Linked DNA regions of Homo sapiens: region 1 is linked to region 2. A link is an interaction called in ENCODE POLR2A ChIA-PET data of the cell type or tissue named here. Cell type or tissue: CD4-positive, alpha-beta T cell. All regions are shown on one strand. Links, peaks and the distances in the headings refer to the core of each region. The heading gives the core; the rest is flanking DNA.

Region 1 (16,603 bases), core at 5,700-13,699, 120 kb after region 2:
TAGAATTTCCTATGCAGTTTACAATCCATAAAGCTGTGGGTTGCAGGTTTCCCAGACCCCTTGCAATAACCTTCCATGCCTACTGGGAATCTGCATCCTACAGTTTGGAGCCCTAGCTCTGGAATGACTATGTCAGTAAGCTGATTGTTTCCCCCGGACATAAGGTGTGTGTTGTGTGCCCATATAGTGCTGTTGTTTGGGTTTAAAATATATAAAAAATGTGAAACAATTGCGCCAATTCATTTTCATCCCTATGAATCCATCCAGCACAATTTCATCTTCTCAGTCACAATGCCAAGCACCCATCATTCACTTAAATAGGCAAATAACCAGGACAACTGCTGAAACCATGGAATCCTCTTATTTTACTGGTTAGAGGTGAGCTGCCAAAGGTACTGGGTTTCAAATACAGTAACAGCCAACTTGTTTGTGGTCAGACTTCCAGTGACGTCAACCTTCAGAAACTTCAACATCTGTGAACTCTGGGGGAAGCGGGGAAGAAGCAGGAAGCCCAGAGCCTCCTGGAAACACTGGCCAAAAAGCCCATGCATCCCTTCTTGGAAGCCAAGCAGATCTGACACATAGGAAATACTGGCTTTCCTGGCTTCCCCAAGAAACCTTCAGCTTTGCCCTGGAGGTTTCCATCAGCGAGCAGGAGGTGAAGAGCAGAAGCCTCAGAAAGCAGGTTAGAAGAGGAAGAGGGTGCTGGGTTGGCAAGAAGTGACAGCCCCATATTGTACGGGAACATATTTTGTATCATGTGCACAAGATAAAGAACAGCTAAAGCTGTTTTAAAAGTATAGCCGGGGGACATAGGGGTAAAAGGACCCAAACGCTACAATTGCCCCGGATAGCTCCACTGACAGAGCAGAGAGCAGTAAAAAACCATCAGTGAGAACAGCATAATATCCTATAAAAGGCCAAGCCAAGCCCTACACATATTGATAGCTCTTAATGATATCACTGCACCGTACCAAGGTATAAAAGGGGCTGATGTTTATAATCATGACCATGACTCATCAAGAAAAGGTTAAATACTCTCCAGTATACTCTGTTTACTAAGGCAGGGAAGTGCGTAATACATTTTAGAAAGATTTCCCTCAAAAAAAAATATATTAAAATTTTAAAGATTCAGCACTTAAAGGGTTAATCCTCGGTTATCTGAATATTCACATACATTCCTCATTTTACAACAATACTAGTAAATGAGGCATTACCTTTTTTTGTAGTCATTAGTATCAAATTATTGGCACCATTCAGTTTTAAGGAGAGGGGCAGGAGAGCAAACTATACAATATAACATAAAAATACAGTTCTGATACAAATATATGAGATCAGTTCCTCTTAACAAGTGGTCATAAGAAATGAATGAACATTTTACACACAAGGAAATACAACTAGTAAATCATCACATGGAAAAGTGCTCAGCCTTGCTAGCAATTAATGAAATAAAACAACTCTTCAAGAACAACTATACATACCTATTAAACTAGCAAAAATAAATAAAAATGGCAAAACCCAATACTGGCAGAGCTATTGGTAAACAGAAATGCTTATACATTGCTGGTGGCATCATAAATTGTCGAGGGGATTCAAGCATTCAGAGGGGGTGGGGAGGCTAAACTAGATGACCTTTAAGGTCCTTCCAACCCAAAGATTGGATCTTTCTAGAAAGCAATCTGGCAATATAAAACAAGAGCTATAAAATACTTCATGCTCTTTGACCTTGTAATCCCTCTTTGGAGATATTCCTAAGGGAATAATCCAAAAGAAGGAGCAGTTTTTTTTTTTTACAGACATTCATAGCAGCACTATTTATAAGAGTGAAAAATTAGATATAACTCAAATATCTAATAATGGGGTGAAGTGAGGTTACCCATGTTACATGGATATAAAGACATTTAAATTGGTGAGAGTAGAATCTGTGTTGACAAGAGGAGACAAGTGTTAGGCCGAGAAGTAAAACAAAGGAGAATGTACACAACGATCATAGCTATGTAAAAATATGTGTGTATTCATTGAGAAAGCTAGGGAACTAATTTAGAGGGATATTTTGTGGTTAGGGGGTTGCTTTATTCCTGCAAAGTTGTTCAAGTGCATTAATAAAAATTTAAAAACACATTTCTTGAAACTATATAAAAAGAGCAAAATTTCTTCTGGTCAAGATTCTATCAATACGACATGAATCGATCAACTTTAGAAATAATTTTCTGAATCTTCTTGATATTGAATCATCTTAACCTTGTAAGGATTTTTAGACAATGTAAGCTATCATTTCCTACTTTGGGTTCAATGATAAATTCTGTTTATTCCAAATAATATCATATCCAAGGAGTTCACAAGTTAAATTATATTTCAGATTAAGCTGAAGTACCTTCAGTCATAGTGATATGTAACTTTCTTTTTTTAGTTCTTCTACTCACATCTGAATACAAATGAATGTTAAAGACTTTATAAGATCTGTGTATTTATCAGTGTAAATGAAAAACCAGCAATAAAGAATTATTCTTTCATTAAAAATGACTCTTTAACAAACAGTCAAAGCTCGGTGCAAGTTTCAATCATACAAAATCAAATGGTTGAAATTGATAGTAAAAGATCCTACATCATATTAACCCCTGTGGTTATTAACAGATACACACAGGTACTTCTGAAAAGGAATCCCGTTTTCCCATCTTTCTTTTCCTAGACTTATCAAATCCTGTCTCAACTACATAGAGTAATAGAAAAACTCTAATGCTTAGGAGACATAAAATAACTTTTCCCATAAAAGTCAAGCCAGAAATTGGCTTCAACTAACCATGGAGACCTGGGCGAACAGAGCACACACTTGTATGCTGTGCTAGAGTGAGCACACAAAGCCCGAAGAAAGAAGACGGACAGAAGGCACCATGCCATCTTCCAGGTGACAAGGGGAGAATTTCACAGTTCGGTCATCAACAGTCTTTTCATCATCTTCTCTCTCTCCAGTTCCTGCCGGAGTGTCTCTGCACTAAAAAAAAGTATGTGACAAAATAGTGAGACAATCCCTCAAAAATTGCAGAAGCAGACAGCTTAAGTATCATCTCCCAGGTTCTTTCCTGATCTCAGTGTTGGACTTTCTTTTTTAGACTCCTTGAGGACTATCTACATTTGCTAGCATTTCAGTGATCTGAAATTGGCTACTTACTGGTTTCTCAGTCCCACCATGCTGAGAGTTCCTGGCTGACTATATGTCATTCATCTCTAAACCTCCAGAGCCTTGCGCAGTATCTGGTGCATGGCAGCCACTCAGTAAAGTGTTTTTTTTTTTTTTTTTTTTTTGAGATGGAGTCTCACTCTGTCACCCAGGCTGGAGTACAGTGGCGTGATCTTGGCTCACTGCAACCTCCACCTCCCAGGTTCAAGCGATTCTTCTGTCTCAGCCTCCAGCATAGCTGGGATTACAGGCACGTGCCACCATGCCAAGCTAATTTTTTGTATTTTAGTAGAGACGGGGTTTCACCGTGTTGCCCAGGCTGGTCTCGAACTCCTGAGCTCAGGCAATCCACTTGCCTCGACCTCCCAAAGTGCTAGGATTACAGGCATGAGCCACCAAGCCCGGCCCTCAGTAAAGACTTTTGAATGAAGATGTCCAGGGGTTAGATTTATTTAAATCATGCTTTAAATTGGTTTCATGTGCATTTTCTCCCAGGCTTTCATTTGATGAATATCTGAGGGAATGTTGTAACAAATAATTAATTATATTTTAATGAATCAAATTGAATGAAGTAAAATTGGCTGTTTTGAGAAGTTGCCTCTGACTTTTTGGACCTCAGGTCCAGTTGCATATCTATGTAACCTGTCTCCACTGTTTAAACACACACACACACACACACACACACACACACACACACACACACAGAGTAAATACACATCTTTTCATTGTTTTTAGTTAGAGATGGGGCCTTGCTATGTTGCCCAGGCTGGACTTGAACTCCTGAACTCCTGGCCTCAACTGATCCTCCCACCTCTGCCTCCTGAGTAGCTGGGATGACAGGCACGAGCCACCATGCCTGGCAAAATACACATCTTTAAAGGCACTAACCAAGTTTAATAATTTCATTCAGGGTAGAAAACAAAGTTTCTACTGTAGCCAACAAGGCCCTACGCAGTCTGGCCTTAACCCACAACTTCACAGGCCTCCTCTATTGTCATTCACTCTGCTCTGGCCACGCTGGCCCCTTAAACTTCCGTAACCATGTCAGGCACATGCTTCCTCAGGAGCCTTAGCACTGGCTGGTTGCTCTGCGCAGTACTCCTCCCAGGTATCTGCAGCTTTCTCTATAGCCCTTTTCAGGGCTCTGCTTAAATGCCACCTCATTGAGGCCATCCCAGGATACCTTATTGCCATTCACAATTTCATTTTCCTCCCTATCCCTTGTCAATATCACACACACGCACACACACACACACACACACACACACACACACACACACTCATTTGTTGTCTATCTCCTCTAACAGCCTACCCTTGTAAACATTTTTTTTTTTTTGAGGCAAAGTCTCACTCTGTTGCCCAGGCTGGAGTGCAGTGGTGCAATCTCAGCTCACTGAAACCTCCACCTACTGGGTTCAAGTGATTCTCCTGCCTCAGCCTCCCAAGTAGCTGGAATTACAGGTGTGCACCACCACGCCTGGCTAATTTTAGTAGAGATGGGGTTTCACCATGTTAGCCAGGCTGGTCTTGAACTCCTGACTTCAAGGGATCCTCCCTTGTGCTGGGATTACAGATGAGAGCCACCGCACCTGGCCCCTTTATAGACATTTCAATAAATACTTACAGAATAAATGAAAGAATGTAGGAAAGGCCTGTACGTGTCACAAACACAATGAACCTAGAGTCTCCCTGGTTTCCCTGTCACCAGAATTACCTGTCGGAACCTGCTGACCTGACCTACCTGGCTGCCAGAGAAACAGGTTTCCGGGTGGTGTAAATGGTCTGCACTGTGGAGACGGTCTCTGTCAAAGGCCTCAGGGTCGCTGCTGGGATCAGCGGGGAAGTCGGGCCAGGACAGCACTGTAATTTACTGTCTCTGAAGTCTGCCTGGAGAAGAAACAGGAAAGAGGAGATCAATCTCAATTTGGGTTCCATTTTCACACTGTCAGTTGCTCCCTAAGCCTTACTCTACAGTTCCTGTTCCTTTTCACTACCAGCTAAAATCGATTGTCATTTTAAGTGATTTTACTTTGTGCCAGACACCATGCTAAGTACTTGACACATATTAACTCTTGACAACCCTTTAAGGTAGCGATTATATTTCCTCACATCTTAGGCACCATCAGTTGTAAGATGCACCATTTTTGCATTTGCCAATCAGAAAGAAACATGTAGCCATTTAAACTTTGTCATGCCCACTATCAAACTTTGTCATGCCCAGTAGTAAACATTCTGATATCGGGAAATGTTAAAAGGTGAAAACAAATGTATATTTTAAAACTGATTTTATGGGGGAAAGTGAGGCTCAGAGAGGTTAAGTAATCTGCCCAAGGTCACACAGTTAGTAAGTGTTAAGAACAGTACTGAGAACCAGGGCTAGCTGACACCATAACTGGGGTTTTTCATTACTGTAGCAGTGGTTCCCAAAGTATGGGCCCCAGACTAGCAGCATCAGCATTATCTTAAAACTTGGTAAAAATGCAAATTCTCAGGCCTCACCCAAGACCACTGGGACCCAAGAATGCCTGGGGATGAAGTCCAACAATACGTGTTTCAACAAGACCTCCAGGTGATTCTTCTGGAGGAATTACAATAAAGCTTCAGAACTACTGGTCTAGAGTATACTGTCTCATTTGGAGAGGATAATATATTCTTGTCATTTTCATTATATAGCAAACTATTCTGTTTACTTGTATATAGAAAGCTTAGAAGATATATAAAAGTAGATCAGGCCGGGCACGGTGGCTCACACCTGTAATCCCAACACTTTGGGAGGTCGAGGTGGGTGGATCACCTGAGGTCAGGAGCTCAAGACCAGCCTGGCCAACATGGCAAAACCCCATCTCTACTAAAAATACAAAAAATCAGCCGGGCACGCTGGCGCACGCCTGTAATCCCAGCTACTCAGGAGGCTGAGGCAGGAGAATCGCTTGAACCTGGGGGCGGAGTTTGCAATGAGCCGAGGTTGCGCCACTGCACTCCAGCCTGGGCACAGAGCGAGACTCTGTCTCAAAAAAAAAAAAAAGTAGATCAATGAAGAAATTCCATAATTCCTTACTGTTGCCATCAGTATATTTCCTCACAGGTTCTCTCTCTCTTCCTCTCTTTCTCTCTCTCTTTCTTTCTTTCGACAGAGTCTCACTCTGTTGCCCAGGCTGGAGTGCAGTTGGCACAATGAGAGCTCGCTGCAGCCTCAACCTCCTGGGCTCAGGTGATCCTTCTGCCTAAGATTCTCAAGTAGCTGTCACTACAGGTGCGTGCCATGCCTGGATAATTTTTTTAATCTTTCGTGGAAACAGTCTCACTATGTTGCCCAGGCTGGTCTCAAACTCCTGGTTTCAAGTGATCCTCCCACTTTAGCCTCCCAAAGTGCTGGGATTATAGGTGTGAGCCACCATGCTTGGCCATTTAGTATTTTTTCAATGCATAGTTTTTGTTTGTTTTATATTTTTGATAATACCAGCTATATATTTTATAACTAGATTTTTCATGCTAGTTCTTGGCCCTGACCTTGGAGAAACTTATTACATGAGTTTCTAAAGAAGACACTCTGATCATCAAATGAGCAGTATCTTCTTTTTTTTTTTTTTGAGTTGGAGTTTTGCTCTGTTGCCCAGGCTGGAGGCCACAATCTTAGCTCACTGCAACCTCTGCCTCCCAGGTTCAAGTGATTCTCCTGCCTCAGCCTCCTGAGTAGCTGGGGTTACAGGTGCCTGCCACCGCACTCAGCTAATTTTTGTATTAGTAAGTGTAAGTGTTAAGAACAGTATTCAGAACAAGGGCTAGCTGACACCATAACTGGGGTTTTTTTTAGTAGAGATGGGGTTTCACCATGTTGGCCAGGCTGGTCTCGAACTCCTGATCTCAGGTAATCCACCTACCTTGGCTTCCCAAAGTGCTGGGATTACAGGCATGAGCTACTGCACCCAGCCTTTGATGCCATTTTTTATTCTTTCTGAAAAAAGAGGAAAATTTGCACTGATGGTGCAAAGGTGATAGTAAGTAAATGGGGCAGGGCCTTGGCATGAATTGAGGTAGTGGCACCAAACTGTACTAGTAGTCATTGTGTTCTTGATTGCCATATACTTCAAGTAAAAAAAAAAAAAAAAAGCCAGTTTCACTAAAGAATGACCTTGAAGAAGCAGTAAAAATTACATTATTAAATCTCAACCCTAAGTATCTGTTTTTTAATATTTGTTGAATGAGGAAATGAATGAGTGAATGAATGAACAAGCTTCCACTGGAACAAAGCAGGTAACAGAAGGACAGAGCCAGATTAGAAAGAAGCATGTAGAGCAGAAATCTGGCCAGAGCCAGGCAGGGCTCCCCACCCTAGATGGACCAACATACTCGGCTGAGTATGAGCAGAGACCCAGTTAATACACCTGAATACAAAGTAGAAACTGGTTTTGGGATCAAGCAAGAGCCCAGCTGTTGAAACCCAGCTCCATCAATGCTAGATCGACTGCCAGACCAACTTTGTGCAGAGCTTCCCAGCGCTGCTAAACAACCCCTGTCACTGTCGCCAGGATAGGTCTGGAGGCCTGTGGAGAGGCCAAACCTGCAGAAAGTTCAAGTGTCATGATCTTGGCAGGAAGGAGATGAGAACACTACACACAGGGGTGAGAAAATTGAGAAGCTGAAGCCCATGAGCTTGGCTTCTGTTACCATCTACCTGTCACTGCCTCCCTAGTCATTGTTTCCAGTCTAGTCCACTCTCTTGAGTTACAGACTTGGATTTCCAACTGCCCATTCATTGTGTCCACCTGGATGTTTCAAAGGCATTTCTAATCCATCATGGCCAAAGGCAAACTCATCTCTCCCAACCAAGTCTTTTTCCAAGTTTCTTTATCTCAGTGAATGGACCCACTGTCCATCCACATTCTGCAAATCAGAAATATGGGAACCATTTCTGACCCTCTCTCTGCCTCATCTAATCCTGAATCTTACCAGCCTCCTAAATATCTTCCCTATCTGTGCACTTCTGTCCACCTCCACCAGCAAAACCACTGTGGGTCAAGCTTTCTGCTCTCTCTCCCTTAAGCCACTGTCCTGCGTTTCCAGGCTACTGTCCTGAATCCACTCTGCCTGGATGCCACTGTCCTCCCACTGTGATCACAGGGATCCCTTCCAAGTGCATCTGCCCTGTCACTGCCCTGCTCAAAGTCCCTCAAAGATTTCCTGTTGCTCGTAGGATGGAGATCAGAATCCCTACTGTGGCCTACAAGGCCAACATGGTTGTGCCCCTCCAGTTTTATCACCACCTACATCCCCTTCCTCCTCTCTCACCCAGCCCTGCTTGCTTTCCGCATCCCAGTCCCACTGGCCTGTTTTTCAGTCCCTTGAATGTGTGATGACCCCGCCCGCCCTGGGGGTCTGGCTCATGCTGTTCCCTCTGCTGCTCCAGCTGTCTTCGAGCCACTCTTGCTCAGTTCTTAAAAGTCCCAGCATGGTTTCTGCCATTGGCTTCCTGCTCCATCTTGGCCCCCAGCTTTCGGGAAGGGCTTCCCTGAGTGTCTCACAGCACTGCCAAGGCTGGGCAGAAGGCCAGAGTGCCCCACTATGGCCAACCAAGGGAGGTGGAGCCGGAGCTTCCAGCTGGGGAGCTGTGTCCAGCAAGACTGCAGGGAGCCAGGACGAGTGTCAGGGAAAGAGCATCTAACATTCTGGCAGAGCCCCATGTCTCTGCCCTCTCATTCTTAAAAGGCAGATGCTGGAAGCAGCTCATGACCCTAGAAATGGACTGTTCTAGGAACCTGTTTTTCCCTCCGCCTGCCCTGCTGGACACCTTCCCACCTCTGCTCATCCTCTGAAACTTGAATCAGCCACTGCTCTCTCCCTCCCTGTGTGGCTGAAGCCATGTTGGGTAGTGGCCATCATCCATCTCGTAAGACTGCACTTAGAGCTACCTTTAGCCACCCACAGCCCACCTCACAGATCCTCCAGATGGCACAAAAACCCTTCGGAAGGAGCTTCAGGGATCATAGAAATTGCAAGCTCTGGTTCCCGGGAGGAGGACAGAGTGAGAGGAAGGAGGTGTGGACCCCAGATTCCTCACTTCTGCTCCATCTAATTGCTCATTATACAGTGAGCTTCTGCAGAAGCTTTCATTTAAAGAATGAGTTGAGCCCTGAAAAGAAGCATGAACATTATCAAACTCTCTCTTTGTAGATGAGGAAACTACAGGATTTAAACATTTGGCAGAATTTTTTAAAAAATCAAGACAGGGTCTCACTCTGTTGCCCAGGCTGGAATCCAGTGGTGCAGTCATAGATCACTGCAGCGTCAGCCTCCTGGGCTCCAGAGATCCTCCCGCCTCAGCCTCCTGGGTAACTGGGACTACAGGCAGCTAATTTATTATTATTATTATTTTGTAGGGACAGGGTCTCTCTATGTTGCCCAGGTTGATCTCGAACTTCTGGTCTCAAGCGATCCTCCCACCTCAGCCTCCTAAAGTGCTGGGATTACAGGCATGAGCCACTGTGCCTAGCCTTGGCAGAATAAATAAGCTGCCCAGTGACACCCAGAGAGGTGGTGACAAGAAGTCTGTTGTCAGGGTGACTGGTTCTTGTTCATCACAGCACCCTGCCTCTCCAGCCTTGAGAAACAACAATCATAACTGACAGGTGTGGGATGTTTTGTGGTTGGTAAAACACTTTCAAATTCTTGGTCCCTTTTGATCCTTGCCCCAACAGGATATGAGGAGGATATTCTTACTACTACTTTCACCTTAAGTAAGAAGAGGGGGCAGGCATGGTGGCTCATGCCTGTAATCTCAGCACATTGGGAGGCCAAGGTATGAGGATCACTTGAGCCCAGGAGTTCGAGACCAGCCTAGGCAACATAGTGAGACCTCATCTCTAAAAGCAAAAAAGAAAAAGCTGCTGGTGGTCAGGGTAGTAAAGTGACCTACCTAAGACCACACCATTATCAAGATCCAACCCAAAAGAATTGAAAACAGGTGTTCAAACAGATACATGTACACACATATGCATAGCAGCACTATTCACAATAGCCAAAAGGTGAAAACAATCCCAAAACCCCCAATAAATGAGTGGATAAACAAATTGCAGTATATAGATACAATGGAATAATATTCCATCATAAAAAGAAATGAGGCTGGGCATGGTGGCTCACGCCTGTAATCCCAACACTTTGGGAGGCTGAGGCAGGTGGATCACCTGAGGTCAGGAGTTGGAGACCAGCCTGGCGAACGTAATGAAACCCCACCTCTACTAAAAATACAAAAATTAGCCAGGCGTGGTGGCAAGCAGCTGTAATCCTAGCTACTCAGGAGGCCGACGCAGGAGAAACACTTGAACCTGGGAGGTGGAGGTTGAAGTGAGCCGAGATCGTGCCACTGCACTCCAGCCTTGGCAGTAGAACAGATCTCAATCCGTCTCAAAAACAAACAAACAAACAAAAAAAGAAATGAAGTATTGATACATGCGTGGATGAACCTCAAATACATTATGCTAAGTGAAAGAGGCCAGTCACAAAAGGTCACATATGATACAATTGATTTATATGAGATATCCAGACTAGGTAAATCCACAGACACAGAATGCAGACTGGTGGTTGCCAGCAGGTAGGAACAAAGGGAAAATGAGGAGGAACTGCTTAATGGGTGTGAGGTTTTTGGAGGACGCAATAAAAATGTATTGGAACTGATAGAAGTGGTCACTGCACAACACTGTGAATGTACTGTCACTGAATTGTCACTTTAAAATGGTTAATTTTATGTCAATGTCACATCAATAAAATAGAGGCAGACTGCAAATCCAAGTTTCTTCCCAACCTCACAGAGTTCAACGGTGATCAAAAGAAGCGGTTGACCTTGCTGTCTGGCATCCCGCAGAAAAGCACACCGCATGGGAACAAGGGTTTAAAATGCACATCTGTTTTCTGGATCTACTTACAGTAAACTGTGGCCCTGTGGTGAAAGTATCAGGAAACGGGTTCATTGTATCAACCGGGAATGTTTTTATCTTCAAAAGAGAGAAAGACAAGGGGGTTACCTTCAGATTAGAAAACAAAGTTTTGCAATCTTTGGCAGCGCACCTTTAAAATGGAACCAAAGGATTCAGGGGTGCCCCCGCAGAGCCTTCATCACTCGTGTAAGGGCACATACAAAGGGTCCCTCAGGAGTGTGAGCTGGTGGTTGTATCTGTGCCTGGAGTTGGACTGCAGGACGGGCCTCAGCAGGGATGACAGCCTGGAGTCTCGTGTTCCTAGAGCGCCCCCACACTTGCCTCCCCCTGGAGCTGCCTTCAGCGGGATCTGCTTGGCTTTCCAGGCCTGACTCATAAAAAGCCACAATCAAGGTGGATAATGAGGGAGTCAGAGTTGCCTGAGGTGGCTTCTGATGACTTCTCCATAGCTGTGGGAATGGCCTAGAGGCTGCTGAGAGGTCACATCCTGGGACACGGTCTCTTACAGCAGGCAGGGTACAAGGCGGCTGGGCTAATTAAGCTAGAAAGTATTCCCTGTCTAATCACTTCAGTTACTGGACTCCCTGTACGCTTTGGCCAGTAGAGGGAGACCTCAGGGAAACCCGTGGAAGCATGGGAGAATCCTGCCCCCACGGCCTTTGGGAACAGATGGCTTGATGCACAAAGATGCCCAGTGCTGGGAGTACCTGTAGTACTGAGCTAGTCTGAAAAAGGCCAGACGAACAGCTGATCAGGTAGTGGTGGTGAAAAAGACTCTTGACTTCCATGTCTTTCTCTTTGGTCATTTTGTCTTTGGCCTCCTGGAGAACTTGGGAAATGGAAGGGCTTATTTTTTCAAGCTGGCCTAGGGTACGTCATCAGGCCCAGGAACCAGATGACTCTGACACCAGCTTTGTGCACATTCCTGGGGGACAGAAACTGTCTGCACACCTGCTGGTGAATGCATACCATACCACCCGCCAGCAGAGGGCTGCAGGCAAGACACCAAGGCCACCACTGCCCAGGGGCAGCAGGCTTTGTGTGTCTCGAGGTCTTGCCTGTGGACACTGGGATAGCTACTCAATGCTCTTCAGTGGCTCCAATGGGAGGGTGAGGCAGGGATGAGTAAGAACACATTAGCTCAGACCCAAATCAGCCAAGCTTTCCCAAATGGGTAAAGCAAGTCTCCCCCATGTGGGGATGACAATATCCTTGCCACGTGTACTGAGATGTCCAGCCCAAGCCTGCTCCCCTTCCCCCAAATTTCTTTGGTCTCTTTACACATCTCAAAATTGCCAGAATAGGCCTGAAATTGCCTTTTTGACTCAGGTGAGAGAAGGACCCTTGGGGTGAAGTCTTGGGGTACATTCTCCTCTTGTTGCCTATTGAGTCAGCATGGTGCTCTGAGACCAATATCCTAGCAGAAAGTAACAGACAGATAAGACTCTCAGATCATCATGAAGCAGAAAGGGAAAGTGGTTTATTTATTTATTTTTTGAGACGGAGTCTCACTCTGTCACCCAGGCTGGAGTGCAGTGGCGCAATCTCAGCTCACTGCAACCTCCGCCCCCCAGGTTCAAATGATTCTCTTGCCTCAGCCTTCTGAGTAGCTGGGATTACAGGCACGTGCCACGATGCCCAGCTAACTTTTGTATTTTTAATAGAGTTGGGGTTTTACATGTTGGCCAGGCTGGACTCAAACTCCTGACCTCAGGTGATCTGCCTGCCTCAGCCTCCCAAAGTGCTGGGATTACAGGCGTGAGCCACTGTGCCCTGCCAGAAAGTGGTTTATTATTGCTATGAAAGAAAGGTGAAAGTTAGCAATCTCAAAGAATTATTTTATACCTGCTGTAAATTAGAAAAATAGATTTCAACAATTACACTCTGTGTTGCTAAGGCTGTGGAGAAAAGCAAAGTCACTCTCTTCTGATGGCACTATCTGTTAGCACAACCACTTTAGAAAGGGGGCAAAAGCCAAAGTCACCATGTTTAATCCAGCAGGGTATAGCCTAAGAAAATAAAATTCCTGATGCAAAAAGCTATATGTGTTCTCCCAAATAATGACAAACTGCGAACAAAGCGCACATCCTGTAGTAAAGAATGTGTTAGATAAATGGTAGACCATTCACTTGATGAAATACAAATAGTCATATAATGTGGTAACAAGAACAAGCTAGAAACAACATAGCAGCATTAAGTGAAAAGAGGAAAACAGGAGAGAATATGGTTACTATGATTTAACTATGTAAAATTATGAATGATATGAATAAATAGAAGGAAATATGTAAAAATGACAAAAAATCATGCTAAATTGGGATGACAGGTAATTTTGTTCACATTGTCAGGTAGCACTCCTATTACATCATTAGCTTGATAAATAGCAGAAGAAGACAAGTTTAAAGAAGTTTTATTTTCAATAGAAATGCAACATAAGAGTCCGTCTGGTGAGTACCAAAGCATATATTTCTCTCTGGGGAAAGCATCTATGCTCATCAAAATTCTAGGAAAACAAACTCTTCTTGATTCTTGAGACCTAGAGGCGAAGTGGGCTCCATAGCTGCATGTTCCAAACTGACCAGGGCCAGCTGGACTCCAAATCCTCCATCCATCTGGAGTGAGGGCACCTGTCGATGGGCTCTGCCCGAGATCTGGGGCTTCTGCACGCCCACCCAGGCTTCCACCTCGCCTGGTGGCTCCTGCCCACCTCACCTCTCCTGGCCAGGCCCCTCTCCCTGCCAGGGTACCTACCAGCCTCGTTTTGATTGGAGGGTACATGCAAACTCCAGTGGTCTCTTCCTTCATGGGGAGAGAGAGTGGAGGAGAACAGCGAGAGTGGGCACAGTGGGGGTTGCTGGCGGGCTCTGCCTGCTCACGAGGAGAGGAGAGAAGGGGAGGAGGAGGTGGCAAGAGAAGGGGAGGAGGAAGAGGAGGTAGGGGAAGGGAAAGGAGAGAAAGACAGCACAGTGCAAGACAGATCTGGCAACTCCAGACTGTTCTCAAGCCAGCCTCACCCACAGCCTACTTCCAGGCTCTGGCCAACTGGCTTCTGGTCCCACCCCCCACCCTCTCTCTCAGCCTTCTTTTCTCCTTTCTGTCTTTCATCTGTTGTCTCCATCATCTGAGCAGATGACATACCAAGACCCCATTCCCAGGCCTGGTAGGTAGAGGCTATCTCCTGTGCCAACTGCACAGGACAGGTAGTGGCTTCTTGGCACGCGGTTGAGGGTTCTGAAGCATTGCCCAGGCCAAGCCAGAAAGATAGCCAGGATGACTTAGTGATGTGAGCCATGGAGGAAGTGAGGAGTGGCCACACACTTGAAGCATTTGCCTTCCATGCTCAGTGCCCTCCTGCACTCTGCTGAACAAGGGCACACACTGTGGTATGTCAGTGAGTGGATATCAACAGAGGGCACCAGGAAAGAAATATATCATGGGGAGAAACATATCGTTTCATTTCCCTTTTTTTTTTTTGAGACTCGCTCTGTCACCCAGGTTGGAGTGCAGTGTCATGATCTCAGCTCACTGCAACCTTTGCCTCTCAGGTTCAAGTGATTCTCCTGCCTCAGCCCCCAAAGTAGCTGGGACTACAGGTATGCACCACCATGCCCAGCTAATTTTGTAATTTTAATGGAGACAGGGTTTCACCATGTTGGCCAGGCTGGTCTCAAACTCCTGACCTCAAGTGATCCACCCGCCTCGGCCTCCCAAAGTGTTGGGATTACAAGTGTGAGCTACCATGCCATATTTTTTAAGAGACAGGGTCTTGCTCTGTCACCCAGGCTGGAGTGCAGTCGTGTGATCACAGCTCATGGCAGCCTTAAAATCCTGGGCTCAAGCAATCCTCCTGCCTCAGCCTCCTGAGTAGCTGGGACTACAGATATGTGCCACCATGCCTGGCTAATATTTTAATTTTTCTTTTTTATAGAGGCGAGGTCCCACTATGTTGCCCAGGCTGGTCTTGAACTCCCAGCCTCAAGAGATTCCCCACCTCCTCGGCCTCCCAAAGTACTGGGATTACAGGCATGATCCATTGTGCCCAGCTGTAACATATAGTTGAGGATTTCATATGTCTTGGCTCTTTGTTATCTGTGTTCAGAAAACAAACTGACCCTGACCCATGACGAGATGCATGGGCCCAGCCGTGGCATCTCGTTTGACACTGGGACACCCTGCTACTTAGCTGGAAAATACCAAACATTGTGAAAAAAGTGCCACATCCTTTGGGATACGCAGGGTTCTCCACCTTATCCTTGAATAGCACCATGCGCCCAGCAGAGGTCCAACAGCTTGTACTGGTGAGGATGAGGTTGGAGGACAGAGGATGCTTGATGTTAGGAGAGGGAACCACGGACAGGGTTATTTTGGGTTTCAGGGAGGGACCATTTGCTCCAGAGAACAAATATACACGTCTTTTATCTCAAGAGAGTTTCCTTAAATAGTTGATATCATCCTGCTGTGAAGAATAAAACACAGCCCCTGGGTAAGTTTCATAGAAAAATGATCAAGAAAATTGCCAGCCTCTTTTCCGTCTCCAAAGTGATCTATCTCTGTCCTCTTTACAATTGTGCAGTCCTGGACAATTTCCAAAGGGCTTTTTACAACTATTATCTCACAATGGTCTTCACGATGGCCTGTTTTACTATTCAAATTTGGGAGATGTAGAAATTGCATTTGCAAAGTCTTAGTCCATGGTTCATTTTGTTGACTGTTTCTAAATCTAGTTTTTAGTCAAGTGAATCCATCTGAGTCACCTGCAGTTAACTTTTACCAGACTACTTAAAACCCTCCTGCTGCTCTCTATGGACCTCAGGGTATATCCTGCAGAAATATGTCTCCCTGCTACCCTCAGGAACAGTTCCCACTACTGCCCCAGGGCATCCATACTCCAACCAGAAACAACTACAACAGGGGACCCAGGCCACTGGGTCTTTTCTTCTCTGATGATAGCAGGCACGCAATGGGTATTTTTTGAAGAAAATAAAAGCTGGCACAAATGACCAAGAAACATGGCCACACTGCCTAGAAGCCAAAATGTGTCCTGGCCACCAACTGAAGAACATAATGAGCGCCTTAAGGGATGGTCCAGCATTTGACTTTCGTGGTAAAGAAGTGTTGATCCACCGCACAAGCCTTTCTGACCTTTCTCAATATACATCTGATTGGATTGAAACAAAAGAACATCCTGGGGCTCCCACGCTCCAGACTGTTGTTACGTGAGAAGGAAATAAGATAACACATGGAATCAAAGGCTATTTTGGAATACCACTTAATTTTTTTCTCCTAGTATTTCCTTTCTTCCTTGGGTCTTTTCTGCAGGCAAGCAGCTACATTCATCTGTACATGCTTGGCTTTTGAGTTCAAAATCTGACTCTCGGGGAAACAGAAAGATTCTCTGCATAGATACATGATGATGAAAATGTGTAAGGCTTCTTCATCATCCAGATAGGAAAAGAGATGGCTAGTTTGACCATTGGAGAGAAAAGTCAGAGGGAAA
Region 2 (16,603 bases), core at 4,907-12,906:
TCGTGCCACTGTACTCCAGACTGGATGACAAAGCGAGACTCTCTCTCTGAGGGGGAAAAAAAAGGATCCTAACTCAGAAGTAGAAAACATGAGCCAGGTTTGGTATCAGTTTAATCAACAATAGCAATGTAAGTACTGGAAGAACATCACAAAGAGTTCATTATGAAACATACAAAAAGCCCAAGAGACTTACTGAACCAACTAAGCAATGTGGTCATGAACGGTGGTCTCTACTGTGGATAAGAACTGACCAACAAGGCCTCACCATCTCCAGTGGCTCTGCAGCCCTTTACTCTGAGTCCACCACTCACCAAACAACCTTTTGATTATTAACTTCGTTTCCCAGTACTTACTAAGAGCCATCAGCCCACCTTCTATGGAGCCGGTGAAGGAGATTCAAACGCAACAGTTTAGAAAAACAAAGGAGGAAGAGGACATTGCAGGAATGCAGAGGTCTAAATAAGGAAAAATGTCTCTCCTGGCAGAACTGAGCCACCTCTGTCTGCCTCAGAGACTTGGGAGGGAGCCTGGAGACAATGGACCACATGAGCTCTGCTATCTTCTCTAGTTCCAATCTTTCTTATCTTTAAAGGAAGGGACATGAGTCACGTGACCTCAAAACGCCATTTCAACACAGCCACTGTATTTCTAAATACAACAATAATTATTGGCTGGGCATGGTGGCTCATGCCTGTAATCCCAGCACTTTGGGAGGCCGAGGTGAAAGAACAGCTTGAGCTCAGGAGCTCAAGACCAGCCCGTGCAACATAGCAAGACCCCATCTCTGCAAAAAATTTAAAAATCAGCTGGGTGTGGTGGTGTATGCCTGTAGTCCCAGCTACTCAGGAGGAAGAAGGAGGAGGATGAAGCAGAAGGATGGCTTGAGCCCAGGAGGTCAAGGATGCAGTAAGCCACAGTCAAACTACTGCACTACAGCCTAATGTGCTTCTCTTAATTAGTTTAATTGAGGACCTAACACCATACTAAATTCTAAGGTAGTGATATATGAGATTCCTTCTACCTCCAAAAACTTACAATCTAGTCCAGAAGATTGGGTACAAACACTAAAGTGTCAAAAATTGAAAAAGAAGGTAAAATATGTTCAGGTATCAAAAGGGTGAAAACAATAAATGCAAAAGGAGTCTGAATGTAGAGAAACCTCAATGTATTCTGAAATACACTGGGAAGATTTCATGAACGAGACTGGCCCTAAGCCACCTATTTACAACAATATCCAAAAAACAAAAAAAAACTGACAAAGCAAATAAAAATATAAAGGTATGAGACTAAGAAATGTTGAGTTCTCTAGAGGATGAAATACAGTTTGAAAGATAATACAACATTATATAAAAAGTCTGGCCTCTGGAGCCAAGGAAAGATGAACTGACTTTGAATATCAACTGTTATTTACCGTGCAAACTATTTAACACCTGTGAGCCTGTTTTTTTGTTATTAAAATGAAGGCAACTATACTACTTTTGCAGAATCACTGGGAGAATTAAATTGGAAATTAGTAAGCACCTAGCACAATATTTGACACAAAACATTTCATACAAAAACTACTAATCATCTGTTCCCTGAACTGTTCATTACTCAATATTTAAATGTGTTTAGGGATACAGAAATTGTACTTTTCTTTTTGAGGGATTACATGGCAAAACTGTTATTTTAGTTTCAAAAACTGCCTCTTCTCTTTCCGTAAGAATTTATAAAATTTAATCATGTTTCTTTATCATCTATCTTAATATGATTCAACACTGTCACTTCATTCATCAATAACAGACACTTTTAAGTTCAACGACTACAGTCACAAAACAAAACAAAACAAAAAGGGATTCAATAACTTTTAGTTAACACACCTGAATTTTTGGGGAAAGCAAACATTCAAAGGTATTATTAGATGATACACTATTTTGTGTATGCACTGGCATTAAAGAGCCAACTGGAAGGTCCAGGATACTGGGTGGAACCTGCTAATGGGCTTTTCTACAGGCTGACCTGGCAGGGACCTTCCAGCTGCTTTTAGTGTTGCACTCTTAAAAAGGAACACACTGCCAAGGATCACCAGACAGGTAACAAAAGAGAAAGCAAAACAAACTTTAAAGAAACTCAGAGCAAAGAGAGAGCAGAAGTCATTTTAAATATTTTATTAGTAATATTCTCAAATAAGTAAAAAAGGATGGTTCAGAAAAAAGAGCTATTGGATATTGCAAGTATGATAGCAGAAATGAAAATTTCAATCACGGTTTCTTTTTTTCTTTTTTTTTTTTTTAAGATGGAGTTTCGCTCTTGTTACCCAGGCTGGAGCTCAGTGGCGCAATCTCAGCTCACCGCACCCTCCGCCTCCCAGATTCAAGCGATTCTCCTGCCTCAGCCTCCCGAGTATCTGGGATTACAGGCATGCGCCACCATGCCCAGCTAATTTTGTATTTTTAGTAGAGACGGGGTTTCTCCATGTTGGTTAGGCTGATCTCAAACTCCCAACCTCAGGTGATCCACCCGCCTCGGCCTCCCAAAGTGCTGGGATTACAGGCATAAGCCACCACGCCCGGCCTCAATCACTGTTTCAAAGGCAAGTTGAAGCTATTTCTCAGGAGAAAAAGAAAACAAAGAGACAGAAAACAGAAAAGAGGCTTTCAAAATTAAGGAATCCATGTTAAAGGCCCAATATCTGATTAACAGCACTTCATCTTCCACATTAGGAAGCCAAAAGATAACATCTAAAACTGCAAAACAAAGAGAGTAGCATAAACATTATTTTAGAAATTCAGAGGTAAATACCCAGGGAAAGCTAAAAGAATTGGCAGTTGTTTGTAAAGAAAAGATGGGAAATTGGGAGGCATACAGCAGGGCACTGCTGTTTATTAAAATCTTTTAGCGTTGCTGCCTTTTCAGTTATGGTCATGTATTACTTTGATAAAAATTAAATTTAGGCCAGGTGTGATGGCTCATGCCTATAATCCCAGCACTTTGGGAGGCCGAGGCAGGCAGATCACTTGAGGTCAGGAGTTCAAGACCAGCTTGGGCCAACATGGAGAAACCCCATATCTACTAAAAATGCAAAAAAAAAAAAAAAAAAAAAAAAAATTAGCTGGGTGTGGTGGGGCATGCCCGTAATCCCAGCTACTTAGGAGGCTGAGGTAGGAGAATCGCTTGAACCCGGGAGGTGGAAATTGCAGTAAACTGAGATCACACTACTGCACTCCAGCCTAGGCAACAGAATGAACTCCGTCTCAAAAAAAAATTAATTAATTTTAAAAAGTTTAGCACGGCAAACCTCAATTTTTGTTCACTTGATGAAAGTCACAAGTTTATGCACAAGAAAACTGCCCTCTGTGAAATTCTACATGCAAGACACCATACAAAATATGGTATGGAATGAGGAGGAGCAGTAGTTAGCACTTAGGAATGCTGCAGACTGCAGAGGTGATGATGCATGGTAGGAGGTTAGGTGGGAAGGTGACAAGCTAAGCATTCAACACATCCCATCCCTCCAATGTAACTGGAACCATATTTCCATCTGGTCAAGGGTCTTCGCACAACACAAAGGCAGGTGCCTCTCCAGTAGTCCAGCTGGAGACATCCTGGTCATCTCTCAGTTACTCTACAACCACAGGGGAAATACCAAGGGAGTGACACCTGAAGCCTATGGCTTTTGAACATCATCCTAGTGCATTTAGAGTTCTCAAATATGTAAATGTCATGATGTTAAAAACAGGATAGATGAGGCCTCAAAGTGTATGAAGAAAACTTGGAATTACAGTTTGTTTTTATTTTGAACTTCAGCTTAACTATAAATGCTATTTCTTACCGAAAGAAATGTCTCAATGTTCTCGTGAACAAAGGAAACAATATCCTGCCAGTCCAGAATGTCTCCCAGCCAGCTATTCTGACGACTGACATGCAACTTCTGTCCTTTGTGCCTTCCAGAGTGTGTTACATTCTATGGAATAAAACAGTGCAGACATGAAATTCCCATCTTAATCTAAAGAACAGAAAGTATAAATGTCACATTTTGCTTCAGGTCCCCTTCATCACTTCAGTAAGTACTCCAAGGAAAAGAACTTTGCATTATTTAAGAAATCAGCTAAGGCCGGGTGCGGTGGCTCATGTCTGTAATCCCAGCACTTTGGGAGGCCGAGGCAGGTGGATCACAAGGTCAGGAGTTTGAGACCACCCTGACCAACATGGTGAAACCCCATCTCTACTAAAAATACAAAAATTAGCCAGGCGTGGTGGCACGTGCCTGTAATCCCAGCTACTCAGGAGGCTGAGGCAAGAGAATTGCTTGAATCCAGGAGGCGGAGGTTGCAGTGAGCCAAGAATGTACCACGGCACTCCAGCCTGGGTGACAGAGCAAGACTCTGTCTAAAAAAGAAAAAAGAAATCAGCTACGAACTCCATTTAAAGACCTGAAATATAAAATTCTTTTGTTTATATTCTAGGTACCTTGTCTAAGTCTCGCTCCAGTGCTTCCCTCCTAAATACATTTGCAAAGACATCTTATTTCTCAGTATCTACAACACACTAAACAGCATTTACTTTCTTTTTTTTTTTTTTTTTTTAGTTTTTAGGCCCTCCACCTTTCTCTTGATTTCCCATCTTTGCTTTTTCCTCCTTTCCTCATTTTTTTTTTTTTGGGACGGGGTCTTGCTCTATCACCCAGGCTAGAGTGCAGTGGTGCGATTTCGGCTCACTGCAAACTCCGCCTCCCAGGTTCATGCCATTCTCCTGCCTCAGCCTCCCGAGTAGCTGTGACTACGGGCGCCTGCCACAACGCCTGGCTAATTTTTTTTTTGTATTTTTAGTAGAGACGGGGTTTCACTGTGTTAGCCAGGATAGTCTTGATCTCCTGATCTCGTGATCCGCCCGCCTCAGCCTCCCAAAGTGCTAGGATTACAGGCGTGAGCCACCACGCCCAGCCCTCATTTTTCTTTTTAATTTACCATACAAGGTAAGGAAAATGAGGACAGAAGAATATAACAAGCAAACGTAAGGCAGTAAATAGAATTTATCTATCTGGAAGACATTGGCAGAGATATGAGAATAACTAAATTTGAAAGAGATAAGGGCCAGGTAAAATGGCTCTCATCTGTAATCCTACCACTTTGGGAGGCTGAGGCGAGAGGATCACTTGAGCCTAGCCGTTCAAGACCAACCCAGGCAACATAGTGAGATCCTATCTTTATAAAAATTTAAAAATTAGACAAGCATGATGGTAGGAATGTTGTCTTCTTTTTTTAGAGACAGCGTCTTGCTTGCCCTGTCACCAGGCTGCACTGGAGTGCAATGGTGCAGTCATAGCTCACTGCAGCCTCCAATTCCTGAGCTTCAGTGATCCTCCCGCCTCAGTCTCCCCGAGTAGCTAGGACTACAGGCGCACACCACCACACCCAGCTAATTTTTTGTAGAGATGGGGTCTCACTATGTTGCCCAGGCTGGTCTGAAGCTCCCAGCCTCATGTGATCCTCCCACTTCAGCCTCCCAAATAGCCAGGATTACAGACATGAGCCACCAGGCCCAGACAACAAATATGCCAATTTTGTACAAAGAACTGGAGCATCCCTGGATTTTGGTACCAGAGGGGTGTCTTAGGACCGATCACCCATGATACTGGGGGACAATTGTACTTAACCACTTAACAAACCTATGCTTATGAAACACTGACCTTCCTCTACTATAAAATAAAGCTCAGGAGGTGTGAGGGGTAATAAAAGCTATTTGTAAGCAGAAGCCCCAGAGTTAGCAAAAGAAATAGATATACCTTTCTAATTATCTGGTTTTTCAGCAGATGGGATCAAATCTATGATACTCACCTAGATATTCCCTGAATATTTTTTCCCAAGTCTTTGAAATCTATAAAAACTAACAATCTTCCTTCAACTCATCCCAAAGCAAGAGTACATAATCCCAAACAAGTCACTAAGCAACAAATTCAAATTTAAAATCAGCCCTCCTCCCCCTCCACCCTACATTAAGAGACTTACATATATACTTGCTCTCCTTACATGAACTCTGAGAATCATCACCACCAACTCTATCCACTCTATACACAGCACGGCTCCTGCTAGCCCACAGGCCCTGCCAGATCCAGTGTATAGGATGGTCTGGACAACATGGCAAAACCCTGTCTCTACAAAAAATACAAAAAAATTCACCAGGCATGGTGGCATGCACCTGTAATCCCAGCTACTCAGGAGGCTGAGGCAGGAGGATCACTCGAGCCCAAGAGACGGAGTATGTTATAGTAAGCCAAGATCACACCACTGCACTCCAGTCTGGGTGACAGAGCGAGACCCTGTCTCAAAAAATAAATAAATAAATAATAATAAAAAATAAAAGATCTCTAAGCGTTTAGATTCAGTTTCACTTTCTCAAAGAAAAGTTATTAATGCCTACAGTTGTACTGTCTAAAACAGTAGCCAGTAGGAGCTAGCCACATGTGGCTACTGAGCACTTAAAATATGGCTAGCTCAAAAACTGAGATGTGCTGCTGGTATAAAATGCATGCTAGATTTCAAAGACATATGGAAAAAAAATGATATAAAATATCTTATTAAATTTTTTCTAATGATTATATATTAAAATAATAGTATTTGGGGCATATTGGGTTAAATAAAATATCACTAAAAAACTAAAACAGGTAAAATTCGTTTAGTATAAGTATTAGAAAATTTAACATTACCTTATGTGGCTTGCATTACACTTCTCCCGCACAGAGCTAGTCTAGGGGATGAGATGTCCGTGACAACAGACTGAGGATGGAATACTGACGCACCAGAGAGATAGGCAGGTTCTGCCATGGAGACTAACCATCAACTCACACTGACTTTTAGTGACCTGAGGCTTAAGGTTTTGCTGTTTTGAAATTTCCATGAATGAAATCCCACTGTGAATATAATCCTATCTAGTTGATGAGTCAATAAAAGGACTTTATTAGTTTACAACAGGAAACTTTAGCTAAAATAACTTACCTTTACAAACCAAGAGTGATACAGTCTGTCCCAAAGTTCTAGTACTTGCTTTTCAATTACAGCAGTATTGTTCACCTTATCTCCTAGAATTTTATGGAGCTAGAAAAAAACACAGATACGACGTGGTACAATATTTCAGGCAACAACAGAGTAAAATTAATATATGCTGGGTATTTACATTTGTTCCAAAGCAAACAAAAATGTTCCAGACTATTTATCTCTAGCCATATTACGTTCTTTCCTTAAATCTACTCCTGAGTATTCCCAGTAAATTTCCTTTCTCATGTTTTTGCTTCTATTTTCTTTGCTCTATTCTTAGGTCTCTAAGAGAGCTACCTCACGCTATCAGAGAATGGTGCAAATGAAGCCATGATTGCTGACTTATCTGATCTTACCTGTCCAGAGAAAAATCTTTCCCCTGTAATCCCAGTGACCTTCCATTATACATATGTCTCATGTTACATTTATCTCTATTATTAAGAATTACCACAGAATTTTAAGTAAAATTTTAGGATGTTGGCTATAAACACGAATCCTTCCTCTATTTGCATGCTGAGAGATGTCCGGTCTCATTTACAATTGATCAGACTGGCCCCGGGTTTGTGGAAATCAAGTACACTGAGACAACGTAACTTAGAGGAAGGCTATCATTATAAAATGTTGTCCCACTTAGTTATTATTAAAACCATATTATAATATAAAAAACAATTTTCACACTTTCAGAGGCTGAGGTGGGCAGATCGCTTGAACCCAGGAGTTTGAGATCAGCCTGAGCAACATGGCGAAACCCCATCTTTACAAAAATACAAAAAAATTACCAAGTGTGGTGGCGCATGCCTGCAGTCCCAGCTACTCAGGAGACTGAGATGAGAGGATCACCTGAGTCCAGGAGGTTGAGGCTGCAGTGAGCCGTGATCACGCCAACATGCTCCAGCCTGAGTAACAGAGTAAGACCTGGTCTCAGAAAAAAAAACAAAAACCCAAAGAATTTCTAGAAGTTTGTAGGCCCACTTCCTTAATACAATTGTTTCCATTTTTCTATTTCCTCTGCAACTTTCTGCCTATTTACATAGAGACAATTTAGAATTTTTTCTACTTCATTATAAACATTCAATCTTTAGCCTTCATCACTAACCTTCATCTTTAATACTTTTATATTAATTCATTACGTTCTGGTATTAGCTGATCATTACCCACTCTAAGGATATACAATAAATCCTTCTTTTTTTTTGAGATAGAGTCTTGCTCTGTCACCCAGGCTGAAGTGCAGTGGCGCGATCTCGACTCTCATTGCAACCTCTGCCTCCCAGGTTCGAGCAATTCTCCTGTCTCAGCCTCCTGAGTAGCTGGGATTACAGGTGTGCGCCCCCACACCCAGTTAATTTTTGTATTTTTAGTAGAGATGGGGTTTCACCATGTTGGCCAGGCTGGTCTTGAACTCCTAACCTCAAGTGATCTGCCCACCTCAGCCTCCACAAGTGCTGGGATTACAGGCATGAGCCACCACGCCCACCCATGAATCCTAATTTTTAGTGTCATGAGTAACACTGCAATGAACATCCTTTTACATAGTTTTTAAGGATATATATGGATGTTCATTGCAGGGTTACTTGTGACATAAATAAATGTACTGCAACCAAATAAAATGAGTTTTTGTTTTGTTTTTTTTGAGACAGGGTCTCACTCTGTCACCCAGGCCGGAGTGCAGTGGCATGATCATGGCTCACTGAAGCCTGGACCTCCCAGACTCAAGCGATCCTGCCACCTAAGACAGCCAAGTAGCTGGGATCACAGGCGCACTGACACCAGACAGAGCTAATTTTCTTATTTTTTGTAGAGACAAGGTCTCACTATGTTGCCCAAGCTGGTCTGGGCTCAAGTGATCCTCCTGACTCGGCCTCCCAAAGTGCTGGGATTACAGGCATGAGCCACCACACCCAGCCGAAAATGAGCATTTTAATGGCTCTTGCTATGCATTGGTAAACTGACTTCTATAATAAGAAATATACCAATTAATGCTTTCTAAAATTACATAAATGACCCAATTTCCTCAAAGCCTTATGAACTAACTGGAAAATTTTTAGGGAATTTAACAGGTGTGAAATGTAGCCATTATTTATTATTTTCTTCTTTATTAATGAAAGGAGTGACCATTTTCCCACGTTAGTTTACAACATCTATTTCCTTACTCTTTGCCTATTTGATGCTGGCCTTACAGATATGTGAACCAGTTACTAGACATATTCAATGCAAACGTATCTGTTCATATTTGTTCCTTTATATTTGATTTATTCATAAACTGAAAACTAAATATTCAATATAATAAAGCCATTTGGCCAGGCATCGTGGCTCATGCCTTGTAATCATAGCACTTTGGGAGGCCATGGTGGAAGGATTGCGTAAGCACAGGAGTTCGAGACCAGCCTGGGCAACATGGTGAAACCACGTCTCTATAAAAACAGAAAAATTGGCAGGGCATGGTGGTGCATGCCTGTAGTTCCAGCTACTCAGGAGGCTGAAGTGGTAGGATCACTTGAGCCTAGGAGGTGGAAGTTGCAGTGAGCTGAGATCACGCCACTGCACTCCAGCCTGGGCAACAGAGCAAGACTCCCTCTCCACAAAAAGAAAAAAAAAACTACACATCACTGAAACACAAGTACTGTTGGTGGTGCCTGATATGCCTCTGCATATGAGAGGCAACCAAGCATGAAGCATAGTCAGAACATCATTTGAGAGCCATCTAATTTGAGGTAAACAAGCTCATCTAATTTTTTTTTCTTTTTTTTGAGATGGAGTTTCTCCGTCTCTGAGAGTAGAGTGCAGTGGCATGATCTCGGCTCACTGCAACCTCTGCCTCCCGAGTTCAAGTGATTCTCCTGCCTCAGCCTCCTGAGTAGCTCGGATTACAGGCGTGCGCAACCACGCCTGGCTAACTTTTGTATTTTTAGTAGAGACCAGGTTTCACCATGTTGGTCAGGCTGGTCTCGAACTCTTGACCCCATGATCCGCCGCCTGCCTTGGCCTCCCAAAGTGCTTGGATTATAGGCGTGAGCCACCACGGCCAGCCTGATTCCATATATGTGTATACAGCGTATCTTCCATTATATTATTTTTTTAGATTTTGTTTTTGAATTTTCAATATGGAATCACATACTAATATATTTTTCTAGGCACAAGTCTTACTGCAACAAATCCTGTCGATTCTTACATAATCCTAATTATTTCAGTATACTAAAAGTGCAAATTACCTTTATTCCTACAGGCAAAACTAGGGAGGGAAAGAATATCCCAAATCCATATGGTGGAATCTAATCCTTAACTGTGCTGCCTTTCCTCTATCATTCATTTCCCCTTCACAAAGCTCCCTCCACTTCAGTCAAGATCATTTCCTCAAGCACACTCCTGTCTCAGCATCTCAATCATCTCTTCAAGCACACTCCTGTCTCTGCATCTTGGCTCACACAAATACCCTTCTTAAAATCCACTCTTCCTTGATCTGCCATTCCTTCAAGGTTTATCTCAAGTGCCACATCAAAAGCACTTAATCCAGTTCTGGGCACACACTGCGAGCATGCTACAGTAGAAACAAAGGATTTGAAGTTAAGCTTCAGTTTCAAACCAAGCTCTGCAATTTACTACACGACCACTGGGAACTGACTCAGCCTTGCTGAGTCTTGTTTCCTCATCTGCAAAGCAGGCAAAATAATTCATACTGCAGGCTTCTTAGAAACAGTAAAAGAAAAAAAAACAAATATTAAATGAAAATAACTGGAAACTGCCAAAGACAGTTATCAGCAGACAATAAGATTTAATATGCATTAATACCTTTTTCTCTACAAAGCCTTATTTGACTACCCAAACCAAGTGATCATTCTGTCCTAACTCACAAGTAATGAATCACATCTATCTTGAAAAAGTACATGACCAACCTCTCAGATTGTTCAGGGTACTACCCCTATTCAATGTGATCTTTCAAAAGATTTCATTGTATGTTGCTTACCTGTTTATTTAAGCCTATTTACTGCTGTGAATAGCATTTCTACTTATGTTTTATCAAAGCAACAAGCAACCACCAGTAAAGACCCTGAAAAGAGAAAGCCACAAAGAAAGTTTCTTCCCTTACCTTGTGAGTTATCCATTCTCGTCCATACTGATACACGTTGTTAGCCGCAGAATTCAGGGCTCTTTGGACTACCTGAGCCTCAGGAAGCCAACTAATGTAAAACAAAGAAAAAAATGAAAAAAGTACACTTTCTGTGTAGTGTACCAATAATGCTTTGAACTTGATATGCTTAATCCATAACAGACAGACTGTTGATCATTCACCAATACACAGATACCAAAGCATCATGAGCAGGACTTCCAGGCTTAACTGTCCTAAGTCTCTAACATTCAGGATGTCCTTTCAATCTTTCCTTAGCTTTTATTTATTTTATTTTATTTTTGAGATGGAGTTTCACTCTTCTTGCCCAGGCTGGAGTGCAATGGCACGATCTCGGCTCGGTGCAACCCTGCGACTTCCACCTCCTGGGTTCAAGTGATTCTCCTGCCTCAGCCTCCCAAGTAGCTGAGATCATAGGCACGTCACCACGCCTGGCTAATTTTGTATTTTAGTAGAGATAGGGTTTCACCATGTTAGTCAGACTGGTCTCAAACTCCTGATCTCAAGTGATCCACCTGCCTCAGCCTCCCAAAGTTCTGGGATTACAGGCATGAGCCATGGCACCAGGCCTCAATGTTTCCTTAGCTTTTAGACCCACTTTCCCCACAACCTCCCTTTCATTCTACTCTGCCTGGTTTCTCTGTTCACATGTCCTGAGTCACCTGCCTTATTCAGCACCAAAGAAAATGGTTCTGGGAGACTGGGATATTCAACATCTGGGACAGGGTTCTCAAAGTGTGGTCCACAAACCAGCAGCATCAGAACTTTTTGGAAACCTGTTAGAAATGAAAAATTGGGGGCCCAAACCTAGATCTACTGAAAAAGGAACACGACTAGGGCCCAGCAATCTGTACCTTAACAAACCCTGCAGGTGATACTGATGGCATGCTACAGTTTGAGAATCACTAATCTAAGGAAGTGAAGAAATCAGAAAGAATGCAGGAAATGAAGAAGGTGAATCATTATCCTCAAGTTGGTTATCTACTGAAGATCTTTTAAAGATAGAATTCCTGAGCAAAGTTCCAACTATGCAAGGAACTATAGCCCACAGCTTTACTTGTTGTGCAGTGAGAGGTGGCCTCCTCATTCTTCTGTTGACTAAGCAGGCTGTACCATACACCTTAATCAAGAATCCTTTACACAATCCTAATGTTTTCCACAAGAGAAAATATGTTCACGTATTATCTAAATTGTTCCTCTTAATAATATACGCTGGAGATGTTGACATTCACAAATTTAACAGTCCTCATTTCAACTATTCCAGAGTGAAGCCAAAAGGTGAAGGCAAGCAGAAGCTAGTCATTTACTTTCCTGAGGCCCCAAAATGACACATCCTACAAACCTAACACAAAAGGGTCAATTAGGTAAAGTCAAATGTGCAACATCCTCAACTCACAGCAACTTTATGTGCTGTGTATGAGAAAGATGGTCATAAAGAGAAAGTCAGTTGCCACTGACAGCCACAAAGTCATGGTGCCTAGGAAAGTGGTCTTTAACCAGAAAAAAATAAGAGATCTTTTGAATAAATTAAAAAGTAGACTATTAAACCAGTAGTGGGTTGAATCTTAAGTATTAACCAGTTTGTCCCACACTCCAAATAAAGTATCTGTGAAACTTCTTGGCAAATGCCTCAGTCCACTCAAACATTTCTCAGCAAGGCCAGCACGCTGGCTCATGCCTGTAATCCCAGCACTTTGGGAGGCCAAGGCAGGCAGATTACTTGAGGCCAAGAGTTCAAGACCAGCCTGGCCAACAAGGCAAAACCCCGTCTCTACTAAAAAATACAAAAATTAGCTGGGCATGGTTGCACAAAACTGTAGTCCCAGCTACTCAGGAGCCTGAGGCACAGGAATCACTTGAGCCCAGGAGGCAGACGTTGCAATGAGCCAAGATCATACCACTACCCTCCAGCCTGGGCAAAAGAGCAAGACTGTCTCAAAAAAAAAAAAAAAAAAAAAAAAAATTTCTCAGCAAGTAAGACAAAATTTCAAACGTTTAGAGACACAAATATAATAATTTACAGTATAAGCATATAAACAGGAAATCTGGGTCACTAAACTGAAATGTGATTCGGGAGAAATTAAGTAGCTTTTAAATTACTCTTTTATACATTCATCAGTGGCTTGAAGGGACTGCTAAATATTTTCAATTATATGGTAACTTATAATTGATATTATATTGATATATTGGTATTATATTGATATTATATATTATAATGATAACACTCTCCTGTAGTGTTATTCAAAAGTGTGAAGATGGGCAGGGCATGGTGGCTCACGCCTGTAATCCCAGCACTTTGAGAGGCCGAGGCGGGTGGATCACCTGAGGTCAGTAGTTTGTGACCAGCCTGGCCAACATGGTGAAACCCCGTCTCTACTAAAAATGAAAAAATTAGCCAGGTGTGTTGGTGTGCGCCTGTAGTCCCAGCTACTTGGGAGGCTGAGGAAGGACAATTGCTTGAACCCAGGAGGCAGAGGTTGCAGTGAGCCGAGATCATGCCATTGCATTCCAGCCTGGGCGGCAAGGGCAAGACTCCATCTCAAAAAAAAAAAAAAAAAAGTGTGAAGATTCATAGAGGTATCTGGACAGATCCTTAATGATTCACAAATGTCTATTGGGCCTGGGAAAACGTCTTATTGGCCACTATGAAAACACTTTCCCAATGTACTCACACAGGTTTCCTAAGAGCAACAAATGAGAGGAGCTGTTTTGGGGACAAGGTAGAGGTACTGGCTCAGTCCCAGCCTCCCTCAAGAGACATGGGGCCAGAAACACAGGAGCTGCCTTAGCTGGGCTGTACTCCGGCCTTACACCTCTACAGCCCCTGAACTGAGCTCCTTCCTTGGAGATTCACTGCCTCAGCCTATCACTAACTCCCCTACTCACTCAAGAGGGATCCCTCAGCAGAAACCAATGCCCTACAGTTTAGACTGGTCTGCCTTCACCTTCCTGGGTAAAGGTTAATCTCTATCACCTACTACCTACCAAGAGAACAACCCTGATTAAAAACAACTTAGTTTAGCCTACTGGGTTTCTCCCAAGTAAGCGAAGGGATAAGTGCAACTGAGAACCATTTCAGTGCCATCTCCTAATGAGGGTCCTGAGGCACAGGAATCAACAGGCTTGAGACAAGTCAGGAGAAAGCAGAAAATGAGCTCCCGACTAACAACTGCCGAAGACAAGAATCAGTATGTATAACATCATTATTTTCTTTAGAGCTCCACTAAGATGATCCTAATCTGTCTAATTTACCCACCAGCTTACGAGGCACATCCAGCAGAAGTCAAGGGACTACATGGGCCATATAAAACCACACCAAGTTGGAAGAAAGGACATCTGGACTTATTCTTAACTGTATCTTCTCCACTAGGAGTATCTACATGAATCCCCTACAAGGTCAACTGCCCTCCTGCTGACAGAATCCACTGAGTACTGAGAGATGCAGGAAACCATTATCATTATTTCATGCCGACCCCTACTATTTCCAATCCCATCCCCACCTATCTGCTGAAAAAGAATCAGACCTTCTATGAATCACCAAAGTCTAAGCAACTTCAAAAAGCCTTCCTTGGCCGGACGCGGTCACTCAAGTCTGTAATCCCAGCACTTTGGTAGGCCGAGGCAGGTGGATCATGACATCAGGAGATCGAGACCATCCTGGCTAACACGGTGAAACCCTATCTCTACTAAAAATACAAAAAAAAATTAGCCGGGCGTGGTGGCAGGTGCCTGTAGTCCCAGCTACTCGGGAGGCTGAGGCAGGAGAATGGCGTGCACCTGGGAGACGGAGCTTGCATTGAGCCAAGATCGCGCCACTGCACTCCAGCCTGGGCGACAGAGCAAGACACCATCTCAAAAAAAAAAAAAAAAAGGCCTTCCTTTTGGGAGGCCAAAGCGGGTGGATCACTTGAGGTCAGGAGTTCAAAGACCAGCCTGGCCAACATGGTAAAACCCTCTCTTACTAAAAACAAAAAACTTAGCCAGGCATGGTAGTGCGTACATGACTGTAATTCCGGCTACTTGGGAGGCACAGGAATCGCTTGAACCCAGGAGGTGAAGGTTGCACTGAGCCAAGATCACACCACTGCACTCCAGCCTGGGTTAGAGTGAGACTCTGTGTCAAAACAAAAACAAAAACAAAAACCTTCCTAAATGGAACATTAATTGGCAATAAAAAAGAACAAACTTGATACCTACAACATCTTGGATGAGCTTCAAGAGAATTATGCTAAGCAACAAAAAGCCAATCTCAAAAGGCTGCATGCTCCATGACTGGATTTACGTATTATTCTCAAAATGATTTTATAGCTATGGAGAACTGATCAGTGGTTGCTAAGAGTTAGGGAAATATTGAAGGAAAGGGTAGAGGATGGGTGTGGCTGTTAAGGGGTGGCATGAGGAAGCCTGCAATGTAACAGTTATGTACTGAGTGTGTTGATAGCTGACATGAAGCTACATAGAGGATGAAATCTGAAGGTCAGTGTATTATAGCAATGCCAATTTCCTGGTTTTATTGTACTATAGTTATGCAAGATGACAACACTGGAGGGGATGGGGTGAAGAGTATATGGGTCTTCCCTGTATATGTCTTTGCAACTCCCTGTGAATCTATAATTATTACTTCAAAATTTCAAACAAAAGACAAACCTTTCTTCTACTACCTGATCTGGGGCTGCTCAGATTGTGTGCCTTTGATACAGTTGCAGAGAGAATGCTGCTACTATTCAAAACCGGTACAAAAGGGCTCTGCATTGACTTCCAGTACAGAAGAATGACCCAAAGAAAAGGAGCCCTCTGGATGTGAGGGCTGAGGCTGAGCCCTAGAGGACAACATTTGGAAGGTCTATCATCCTATGAAAGGCTCTATCCACTTGCCTAGATCCCAGGTGGCTCCTTCCTAAAATCCCATACCTGATACATGTTGGTTCCTCCTTTTTCCCATTCTCCTTTTAAAATGTATTATATCCAAAGAGCCAGAGGACAGAAGACCTCACTTCTTACTTCAAAGATGTATGGCCCCTAATTTCCCGCCTTCCCCGCTCCACTGAACTCACAGTATTTATATCCATATCCATTCTGACCTGCTTTCCCCAGCTGTTCCATTCGTGCCATGGATTCATCTCATGCTTCATCCTCAGAGAAATGCACTAAGAATTATCTCTCTCCTAATATTTACAACCCCTTCCACTCTACCAGTTCTTTCCCTGGAGCATACAAACAAGGCTTCTCCATCTTAAAAAATTAAACAAAACTGCTCTATACCTCCTTCCCAGCTACGTTCCATAGGCAAACTTGGGAAAGAGCAGTCTATACCTGCTTTCTCTAGTTCCTCGTTCCCAATAATTTCTCATCACACTGCAATCTAATGGGCTTCTGCTACACCAATTAAATGAACTGCTCTTGCAGCTGCTAAACCCAATTTCACTCTTAGAAAATTTCTGCAGCAATTTGACATTGCTGACCACTA

Evidence for each region. Peaks named below come from ENCODE experiments on the same cell type or tissue, not always from the same donor. Only the 100,000 strongest peaks of a DNase experiment are listed, where the experiment ranks them.
Region 1: POLR2A ChIA-PET joins it to region 2 with 10 read pairs; 6 of 35 experiments call an interaction of 5 or more read pairs at or near these places.

Annotation. Positions count from the first base shown.
Region 1 is chr9:109,171,632-109,188,234 of GRCh38, forward strand. EPB41L4B (erythrocyte membrane protein band 4.1 like 4B) reads right to left here. Exons shown (of 26, transcript NM_019114.5): 23 at 13,858-13,974; 24 at 11,098-11,166; 25 at 4,920-5,065; 26 at 343-2,992. The coding sequence ends at 2,923. Among named protein-coding and RNA genes, the nearest start is that of FRRS1L, 13 kb to the left of the region's middle. RefSeq lists a silencer at 8,598-8,892 and an enhancer at 13,886-14,385. In CD4-positive, alpha-beta T cell, for the core only: no CTCF peak of the experiment used is centred there; a DNase peak (open chromatin) is centred at 9,870; H3K27me3 peaks cover 360 bases.
Region 2 is chr9:109,053,380-109,069,982 of GRCh38, forward strand. TMEM245 (transmembrane protein 245) reads right to left here. Exons shown (of 18, transcript NM_032012.4): 10 at 11,098-11,188; 11 at 6,975-7,073; 12 at 3,812-3,943. Among named protein-coding and RNA genes, the nearest start is that of MIR32, 15 kb to the left of the region's middle. In CD4-positive, alpha-beta T cell, for the core only: no CTCF peak of the experiment used is centred there; no DNase peak of the experiment used is centred there.